2 separate regions of the Homo sapiens genome follow, and region 2 is linked to region 1. A link is an interaction called in ENCODE POLR2A ChIA-PET data of the cell type or tissue named here. Cell type or tissue: PC-9. All regions are shown on one strand. Links, peaks and the distances in the headings refer to the core of each region. The heading gives the core; the rest is flanking DNA.

The links. ChIA-PET counts read pairs that join two places held together with the same protein. Peaks named below come from ENCODE experiments on the same cell type or tissue, not always from the same donor. Only the 100,000 strongest peaks of a DNase experiment are listed, where the experiment ranks them.
Region 2: POLR2A ChIA-PET joins it to region 1 with 6 read pairs; 2 of 35 experiments call an interaction of 5 or more read pairs at or near these places.

The regions. Positions count from the first base shown.
Region 1 is chr11:68,875,628-68,881,005 of GRCh38, forward strand. No RefSeq gene overlaps it. Among named protein-coding and RNA genes, the nearest start is that of LINC02701, 10 kb to the left of the region's middle. In PC-9, for the core only: no CTCF peak of the experiment used is centred there; a DNase peak (open chromatin) is centred at 2,594.
Region 2 is chr11:68,492,280-68,497,657 of GRCh38, forward strand. All of the region lies in intron 1 of PPP6R3 (protein phosphatase 6 regulatory subunit 3), which reads left to right. Among named protein-coding and RNA genes, the nearest start is that of PPP6R3, 34 kb to the left of the region's middle. In PC-9, for the core only: no CTCF peak of the experiment used is centred there; no DNase peak of the experiment used is centred there; H3K27ac peaks cover 480 bases.

The sequences.
Region 1 (5,378 bases), core at 289-5,288:
GAAGCAAACAACAGACCTACTTGAGGGTGGTCTACTTGAGGGTGGAGGGTGGGAGGAGGGAGAGGAGCAGAAAAGATAACTATCGGGTTAATGCGGTTTGGGTGTGTCCCCACCCAAATCTCATCTTGAATTGTAGTTCCCACAATCCCCACGTGTTGTGGAAGGGACCCAGTGGGAGGTAATTGAATCATGGGGCAGGTTGTCCCCATGCTGCTGTTCTCATGATAGTGAGTGAGTTCTCACAAGATCTGATGGTTTTATAAAAAGCTTTTCTCCCTTTTGCTTGGCACTTCTCCTATCTGATGCCATAAGAAGAAGAACATGCTTGCTTCCCCTTCCGCCATGATTGTAAGTTTCCTGAGGCCTCCCCAGCCATGCTGAACTGTGAGTCAATTAAACCTCTTTTTAAAATAAAGTACTCAGTCTCCTGGGACACGGTGGCTCAAGCCTGTAATCCCAGCACTTTAGGAGGCTGAGGCAGGTGGATCACATGAGGTCAGGAGTTCAAGACCAGCCGGTCCAACATGGTGAAACCCCATCTCTACTAAAAATACAAAAAGTAGCCAGATGTGGTGGCACATGCCCATAATCCCAGCTACTCGGGAGGCTGAGGCATGAGACTCACTTGACCCTAGGAGGTAGAGGTTGCAGTGAGCTGAGATCATGTCACTGCACTCCAGCCTGGGTGACAGAGTGAGACTTCATCTCTAAATAAATAAATAAATAACCCAGTCTGGGGTATGTCTTTATTAGCAACGTGAGATACATGGGTACTGGGCTTAATACCTGGGTGATAAAATAATCTGTACAACAGGCCGGATGTGGTGGCTCAAGCCTGTAATCCCAGCACTTTGAGAGGCGGAGGTGGGAGGATCACCTGAGGTCAGGAGTTCAAGACCAGTCTGGCCAACATGACAAGACCCCATCTCTACTAAAAATACAAAAATTAGCTGGGCGCGGTGACAGGTGCCTGTAATTCCAGCTACCTGGGAGGCTGAGGCAGGAGAATCACTTGAACCTAGGAGGCAGAGGTTGCAGTGAACCAAGATCATGCCACTGAACTCTGGCCTGGGGGATAGAACGAGACTCTGTCTCAAAAAAAAAAAAAATCTGTACAACAAACCCCTGCGACATGAGTTTATCTATGTAACAAACCTTCACATGTATCCCTGAACCTAAAATAAAAGTTAAAAAAAACATCCAGCAGCTCCTCACACAGTTCCAGAGTCAGTCCCAGGGGATTCTCCCTGCTTGTGAGTCTCCTCCTTGCCTTCCCCAGCAAGGAGTCCCCATCCTTGCCTTCATATAGGATGGTTCACCATCCTATATGAACCATTTTCGTGTTGTTACGGAACTTTTCTTGGCGCTGTCATCTCCATTAGAGGGTTTCTGTGATGTCACCCAAGGTATTGTAGGTATTTCAGGTTTCAAGATTATTTTATGTCCTTCAGTCATGAGGTAGCTTCAATTAATGTCTAACAGCAAGTTAGTAAATGCCCCTCCAATGGAAATTTTCTAGTCCAAAGTCCCAGGTAGACTGGGTGTGATGGCTCATGCCTGTAATCCCAGCACTTTGGGAGGCCATAGTGAGAGGATTGCCTGAGTCTAGGAGTTTGAGACCAGCCTGGGCAATATGATTAAACCCTATCTCTACTACAAATACAAAAATTAGCTGGGCATGGTGGTGTGTGCCTGTAGTCCCAGCTACTCAGGAGGCTGAGGCAGGAGAATCGCTAGAACCCGGGAGGCAGAGGTTGCAGTGAGCTGAGATCATGCCACTGCACTCTAGCCTGGGCAACAGAGAGAGACTCTGTCTCAAACAAAACAAAACAAAACAAAACAAAACAAACAAACAAGCACCCTTACACACAGCGTTTTCCATGACCTGGGTAATGGGCATGTCCAGTAGAAACACATTCTGTTCATCACAAAGCCAACATCAAATGGCTTGTGTTCAAATCTGATGAGCTGCTCCGTCTGAGACATTTGACTTGGCATGTAGACGAGGAAAGGAACAGGGACCTTTCTCAGGGTACACAGACCCTACAGTGACTTTTACCCAGTCCAGCAGTCCAGCTGTCCCCTTGGGAGTCACCTCCTGCGTGTCTGAATCAGGGACAGCTCCCCGTGATTGTCCCATGGTGAGCTGCGGGTGCTGTGTCAACCCAAACACACTCTTCCACCCTGCAGCATTTAAAACTGAAGACACTGATCCTAAATCAGCTACTGCCAGAATCCATTTTCCTAAAGGCGCCCCAGGAAGCAGAAAACATGGAGCTACAAAATGAAACCCTTCCGTCACACTCCACGGCCTGGCTTTGGCAGTCGCTTGGTTCTGTCCTCCCTGCTGTGGACCACCTTGTTGGTGACCAGAGTTCTCAGAGGCACTTTCTGTTATTCCTGCGTCATTTTGCCCTTGGGAGTCAGCTCTGAGGCTAGCAGCCTGTCGTCCAAAAGGCCACCAGGATGGCCAGATAGTAGAAAGAGCTGGACTGGTGATTTCAGCTTGCAAATCAGGGAGAGGTCATCTCCGGTGTGGACTGAAGGTTTGCTGTCTTCCAAGAGGGAAAGGGCAGGTGAGGTTGATGACTCACAGGGCCCGTATCACACAGCAGAGTCACACGTATTCAGCAGGTTTGGAGGAAAAGCTATATTTGTTCATAATGGGGGTTGAGTGCACGTGCGATGGGTAAACATGCATGTAACATACATTCCATGTTCACTTTGGGGTGGGGCTCTGGCTTTAAAATGAGGTGGAATGTGGCTCTTTTCATCAAAATGTGAGCTATAAGGCTGGGTGTGGTGGCTCACGCCTGTAATTCCAACACTTTGGAAGGCTGAGGTGGGAGGACTGCTTGAGGCCAGGAGTTCAAGACCGACCTGGGCAACATAACAAAACCCTGTCTCTACAAAAAAAAAATTAAAAAAATTAAAAAGAAAAAGGGCAGGGCTGGGCACGGTGGCTCATGTCTGTAATCCCAACACTTTGGGAGGCCAAGGTGGGCAGATCATTTGAGGTTGGGAGTTTGACACCAGCCTGGCCAACATGGTGAAGCCCCATTTCTACTAAAAATACAAAAATTAGCTGGGTGTGGTGGTGGGCACCTGTAGTCCCAGCTCCTCAGGAGGCTGAGGCAGGAGAATAGCTTGAACCTGGGAGGTGGAGCTTGCAGTGAGCCAAGATCATGCCATGGCCCTCCAGCCTGGCCCACAGAGCCACCATCTCAGAAACAAAATGAAACGAAACAAAACGAAACAAAACAAAACAAAAAAAGAGGGAGGGTACAGTCACATTGTTTTGAGGTCTTGGTTAAACCTACTGAATCCACACGTTGCATGTGAAAAGGAGGCAGAGGAACAGTCCATTATGTATTCTTCTCGAGCTCAATAAAACTACATTTTTATGAGAAAGAAGTCAAATATGCATTGAGGTGGGTGGTGATGGCAGGTATCTTTTCTTTCTTTCCTTCCTTCCTTCCTTCTTTCCTTTCTTTCCTTCCCTTCCCTTCCTCCCCTCCTCCCTCCCTCTCTCTCTCTCTCTTTCTTTCCAATCTCGACTCACCGCAACCTCTGCCTCCCGGGTTCAAGCGATTCTTCTGCCTCAGCCTCCTGAGTAGCTGGGATTACAGGCATGTGCCACCACGCCTGGCTAATTTTGTACTTTTAGTAGAGATGGGGTTTCTCCATGTTAGTCAGGCTGGTTTCGAACTCCAACCTCAGGTGATCTGCCTGCCTCAGCCTCCCAAAGTGCTGGGATTACAGGCGTGAGCCACTGCGCCCGGCCAGTGGGAACCATTTCTAGTCTCCTCTTGTTCCATGCCTGTGAAGATAAGCTGTTAATTGACATTGTCAGGGTGGCCTCTCTTCACGGGTGGCCTCTTATCTTGTTGCTCTGTGTTTAGGAACAAAAGGAAAGGCAGGATTTGTGTCACTTGGCTTCCCAGCTTAGCCCTTCCCTTTGGCATAGCAGGTTTGGGGTCTCCAGATTTTATTTTCCTTTCACAATTCTGACACCAACTGGGGGAAAACACACTGTGTTTTTCTACTTCTGACACCAGATGTGGGTGTTTTTTTCCACACCAAGCAGTTCTCCAAATACCAGCTGGGCAGTCCTGCAATGTAATCCAATGCTGCCTCTGTCGACCTGGTGTTGGCACAGACCCCACAGGTTAAGCGCCCAGTCCCACAGACTGCCTCCAGTTCGGATGTCAATCCCAAGTCCAAGCTCAGGCCTCCAGCACTTCTAACCCATTGCCTGTCAGTTGGGGGTTCTCACGACACTCTCCTAACGGTCCGTTATTTGCTAGAGCAGCTCACAGAACTTGGAAACACTTCACCGATTTATTAGAAAGGACACAAACTCAGGAACAGGCACATGGAAGAGATGCACAGGGCAGGGTGTGCTGGGGTGGGGCTGGGACGGAGCTTCCATCCCCTTTCTGAACATGCCACCTGCCCAGCATCTCCACCTGTTCAGCATCCTGGAAGCTCATCAGATCTAGTTGTTCAAGAGGTTTTTTAGTGCTGAGGGCAGTGGCTCACGCCTGCAATCCCAGCACTTTGGAAGAGGCCAAGGCAGGAAGATCCCTTCAATTCAGGAGTTCCAAACCAGCCTGGACAGCGCAGGGAGACCTCTTCTCTACAAAAAATTTAAAAATTAGTCAGGTGAGGTGGTGGGCCTGGGTGACAAAAATTAAAAAAAAAAAAAAATGAGACAGGGTCTCGCTCTGTTGCCCAGACTGGAGTGCAATGGTGCCGAATTTGCTCATTGCAACCTCTGCCTCCCGGGTTCAAGCGATTCTCCTGCCTCAGCCTCCTGAGTAGCTGGGATTACAGGTGCCTGCCACCACGCCCAGCTAATTTTTTTGTGTTATTACTAGAGATGGGGTTTCACCATGTTGTCCAGGCTGACCTCAGGTGACCCACCCGCCTCGGCCTCCAAAGTGCTGGGGTTACAGGCTTGAGCCACCGTACTCGGCCAAAAAAAAGTTTTCAAAGAGGTTAATCTCTAGTCACCACGTCCCTCCTTCCTGGAGGTTAGCAGGAGGTGTTGAAAGTTCCAGCCCTGGAGTCCTTTGGTCTTTCTGGTGACTGCAAACCCTCCCCAATCTGAGGTTATTTGGGGGCCCTACCCTAATTTATCTCATTAGCATAAACTCAGCTGTGATCAAAAGGGCACGTATGAATCACAAAAGACAATCCCATGACTCTGGAAATTCCAAGGGTTTTAGGTGTTCTATGCCCAGAACAGGGGACAAAGACCCAGTATATTTCACAGTATTCCACGGTTGTCTGATGTGAGCCGGTTTTATTTTTGTGAGCAAGTGATAAAATCTTAGAGTAAAGCCCCCAAGGGCTAGGGCTTATTTGTTATGGTT
Region 2 (5,378 bases), core at 144-5,143, 380 kb before region 1:
CCTAGTAGTTGGAACCATAGGTGTGCATCACCATGCCTGGCTAAGTTTTATTTTTATTTTTTGAGGTCTTGCTATGTTGCCCAGGCTGGTCTTGCCTGGCTTCAAGTGATCCTCCCACCTTGGCCTCCCAGAATGCTGGGATTTCAGGCGTAAGCCACTGCGCCTGACTAGAATTTCCTTTAAGGCTGAGTTATATTTCATTTTATGTATATACAACATTGGTTATCCATTTATCCATCAATGGACACTACAGTGCCTCTGCCTTTTGGCCATTGAGAGTGATGCTGCCATGAACATGGGTGTATAAATATCTGTTCAAGTCTCTGCTCTCAGGTCTTTAGGGTATATACCAAGAAGTGGAATGGCTAGATCATATGGCAGTTCTCATTCTACTTTTTTGAGGAGCTGCCATACTGTTTTCCATGACTGTACCATTTTACATTTCCCCAGTGGCACATGAGGGTTCCACTTTGCCCACATTAGCTAGCACCTCTTTTTGAGTGTTTATAGACATGAGCTGTACAGTGGTTTTCAAAGCATTGTTGGTTGCTTAAATCTTTCTGGCAGCAAAATCCAGGGAGGTTTTCTTTATAGAATTTACAAGGTCTGTGTTACTATATTTTCCTGGTTTTCTTCCTACCATTCTTGGCCTCTCTTAATTTTCTTCTGGGCCACTTTCACATTTTGTTCTCCAGCCTTTCTTATTTTCCACACTGTTTCTTGGGTGGTCTCCACTTTCATGGCTGAACTTACCAGGTATGTGCTAATGATGCTCATACCTACTTCTAACCCTGATTTTCTGTTGAGTTCCGGTGCTTACTGGGCATTTCCACTTGTGCTCATTCTGCCCTCAAAGCAGTTATGACCCTGGATATGTAGGGTCTAAGTGCTAATGAGCCTGAATCCTGATACTTCCAAAGACTAGTTATTTGCTCTCTGAGCTTCAGTTTCCTCGCTTACATATGGGAAGGATAACAGTTATTTTAAGGATTAAATGATAGTTCATGTAATGTTTATATTACAGTATACATTGGTGGTAGTTAACATGTCTAGCCATTATCACTATTATTCTTTGTATAAATAATTTCTCCCTCTATTTCATAAATTTTTAAAAATTGTCATGAGATTATGTAATCAAAAGGTGCTGCCATTTTTAATTTTTAATTTTTTAGAGACAGAGTCTTGCTTTGTCACCCAGGCTGGTGTGCAATGGTACGATCATAGCTTGTTGCAATTTTCAGCCCTGGGTTCAAAGTGATCCTCCTGCTACAGCCTCCCAGTAGCTAGGACAATAGGTGTGAGCCATCATGCTTGGGGTAAAAAAAAAAAACAAAACCATATATATATATATATATATAAAATATATATACAAAAAAATACACACACACACAGAGACAGAGTAGAGATGCCCAGGGTGGTCTCAAACTCCAGACCTCCCAAAGTACTGGATTACAGGCGTGAGCCACTGCACCTGGCCAAGGTACTGTTATTTTTATTAATCTTGTATGTCATTATAGTACTCTTTTAAAACGCTAGTACCCGGCCAGGCACTGTGGCTCCTGCCTGTAATCTCAGCACTTTGGGAGGCTGAGGCGGGTGGATCACAAGGTAAGGAGATCAAGACCAATTTGGCTAACACGGTATAACCCCCTCTCTACTAAAAATACAAAAAAATTAGCTGGGCGTGGTGGCGGGAGCCTGTAGTCCCAGCTACTCTGGAGGCTGAGGCAGGAGAATGGCGTGAACCCGGGAGGAGGAGCTTGCAGTGGGCCGAGATTGCGCCACTGTACTCCAGCCTGGGCAGCTGAGCGAGACTCCATCTCAAAAAAAAAAAAAAAGAATAAATAAAAAAGATAATTAGATTTTTTTTGTAACACGAAGAAAGGATGAATGCTTGATGTGATGGTTACATCATTTACCCTGATGTGATTATTATACATTACATGCCTGTATCAAAACATCATGGCCGGGCACGGTGGCTCACGCCTGTAATCCCAGCACTTTGGGAGGCCGAGGCGGGCGGATCACGAGGTCAGGAGATCGAGACCATCCTGTCCCACATGGTGAAAGCCCATCTCTACTAAAAATACAAAAATTAGCTAGGTGCGGTGGGACACGCCTGTAATCTCAAAAAAAAAAAAAAAAAAAAAAAAAGCTGGTACCTATACGCAAGTGTATCAGCAATAGATGAGTGGACCTGTTTCCCTATATTCCCCTTCTAGTGTTAGTTTTAATTATTTGTGATTTGTTTGGTGGTTCACTGGATATAAAGGAATACCTTATGGATTTTCATTAAGAAAATTAATGAAAAATTAATAAAAAGCTAAATATTAAATATTGGCTTGCATTTTGGTTTCTTCTTGACTGATTGCTTGATCACTGGGTTTCTATTTCTTTGGTTCCCACTAGGTATTGTATAAGCTTAAAAATTATCCTCTGGTATTTTGAGTTTACTCCCCCTTTTGAAAGGACTTTTTGTTTTAATCTCTGTACTTCATGTCATTGCTCCTCTATTGTCTGGATCTTAACGGCCCCCCAGCCCCATTATTGAGAACTGTATTTACAGCAAGCCCCTTAAAAACAAATTTTATGTTTGTTTTTACAATATACAGTTAATTTCTTAGTGTCATCAGCTATAAATGGAGTTATGAGAAATAAGTGAAAATTGTTCAATAAATATTTCAGTGCCTGTGAAGTGCCAGGCTCAAAAATGTTTAAGAACTGCCTGGCACATATGAGATCCTCTGTAAAAGTAGTAGCCATTGTGATGTACCATAAAGTTTACTTTTCATAATTTGGGAGGCAGTAGCATGATGGAAATAGGGTGGCATTTGTGTGTTCTTCCCTAGCCACTTCCCTACTGTGTTACCTGGATCAGTTACTGTCTCTCCAGCTCAGATTATTTGTAAAAGATGATATAACTTACAATACAAGATTGTGAGGGTCAAATGCAAATGTGTGAATACATTTGGTAAAGCAAAGTACAGATGCTAAAACCCTTAAAAAACAATCTTTTCTTAGCACCTTCCTTTGCAAATATAGATTGCATTATTGTTTTGTAACAGCTTTATTGAGACATAACTCACCCACTTAACGCATACAAGTTAATGTTTTTTAGTATATTCATGGAGTTGTACAACTGTCATCACAATCACTTAGAATATTTTCATTATTCCACAGGAAACCCTATACCTGTTAGTAATCACTTCTCATTTTTCTCTCATCCCGCTAGACCTAGGCAACCACTACTGTACTTTCTGTTCCTATAGATGTGCCTATTCTGGGCATATAAATGGAATCATACAAACGTGGTCCTTTTTTGGGACTAGCTTTTTCCCTCTTAGCCATGTTTTCAAGATTTATCTGTGTAACATGTATGAGTACTTCATTTCTTTCTTTTGTCAAATAATACTCATTATGTGGGGAATATTACCTTTTATTTATTCATTCATCAGTTGATAGATACTTGGATGTTTCTGAGTTTTGGCTTTTATGAATAATGCTGCTGTAGACATTTATGTACAAATTATTCTGTGAAAGTATGTTTCAATTCTCTTGGATACATACCTAGGAGTAGAATTGTTGGGTCATATGGAGCTCTGTGTTTATCCTTTTGAGAAACTGTGAGACTATTCTCCAAAGTGTCTACACCATTTTACATTCCCACCAGCAATGTGTAAGGATTCTGATTTTGTCATATCCATGCCAGCACTTTTGTTTTTTGAGACAGCGTCTCACTCTGTTGCCCAGGCTGGAGTGCAGTGGTGCAGTCACAGCTCACTGCATGATAGCCTTGACCTCCTGGGCTGAAGTGATCCTCCCACCTCCGCCCCCCAAGTTGCTGGGACCACAGGCATATGCCACCATCTCTGGCTAATTTTTTTGTGTTTTTCTTTTCTTTTCTTTTTTTTTTTTTGTTGTTGTTAAGACAAGGTTTCACTACGTTGTCCAGGCTGGTCTTGAACTCCTGGGCTCAAGTGATTCTCTCCTCTCGCCTTGGCTTCCCAAAGTTGTTGGGATTACAGGTGTGAGCCACCATGCCCAGCCTTTCCCATCCCTTCCCATCCCTCCTTCCTTTTTGAGACGGGGTCTCTCTGTATTGTCCAGGCTGGACGGGGACTCATGGATTCAAGCAGTCCTCCTGCCTTAGCCTCTCTAGTGGCTGGGACTGTAGATGTGTGCCACTGCGCTTGCCTCATTTGGTTTTTTTTTGGAGACAGTCTTACTCTGTCACCCAGGCTGGAGTGCAGTAGTGCAATCTCAGCTCGCTGCAACCTCTGCCACCTGGGTTCAAGCAATTCTTGTGCCTCAGCCTCCTGAGTAGCTGGGATTACAGGTGTGTGCCACCGCATCTGGCTAATTTTTGTATTTTTAGTAGAGTCGGGGTTTTGCCATGTTGGCCAGGCTGGTCTCAAACTCGGCCTCAAGCACTTCACACACCTCGGCTTCCTAAAGTACTGGGATTACAATTACAGCAGTCTACTGTGCCTGGCCTCGCTTGCCCATTTTAAAATTGTGTTGTTTGTCTTTATTACTAAGTTGTAGGAGTTTCTTAATTATTCCATATTCTTGTCTTTTTTTTTTTTTTTTTTTTTTTTTTGAGACAGAGTCTTGCTCTGTTGCCCAGGCTGGAGTGCAGTGGTGCAATCTCGGCTCACTGCAAACTCCGCCTCCCAGGTTCACGCCGTTCTCTTGCTTCAACCTCGCGAGTAGCTGGGACTACAGGTGCCCACCTCCACGCCCGGCTAATTTTTTTGTTTGTTTGTTTGTTTTGTTTTGTTTTTTGAGACGGAGTCTCGCTCTTTCACCCAGGCGGGAGTGCAGTGGTGCGATCTCGGCTCACTGCAAGCTCCGCCTCCCGGGTTCACGCCATTCTCCTGCCTCAGCCTCCCGAGTAGCTGGGACTACAGGTGCCCGCCACCACGCCCGGCTAATTTTTTTTTTTTTTGTATTTTTAGTAGAGATGGGGTTTCACCGTGTTAGCCAGGATGGTCTCGATCTCCTGACCTCGTGATCCGCCCATCTCGGCCTCCCAAAGTGCTGGGATTACAGGCATGAGCCACCACGTCCGGCCTCTGTATTCCTGTCTTTTGAGACAGGGTTTCACTCTGTCACCTGGCTGGAGTGCAGTGCTGCGATCACTGCTCACTGCAGCCTCGACTTCGTGGGCTCAGGTGATCTTCCCACCTCAGCCTCCTGAGTAGCTGGGACTACAGACGTATGCTACCACGCCTGACTGATTTTTTTGTATTTTTTGTAGAAACGGGGATTTACCACGTTGCCCATGCTGGTCTCAAACTCCTGGGCTCAAATGGTCTGCCTGCCTCGGCCTCCCAAAATGCTGGGACTACAGGCATGAGCCACTGCGCCCAACCTTG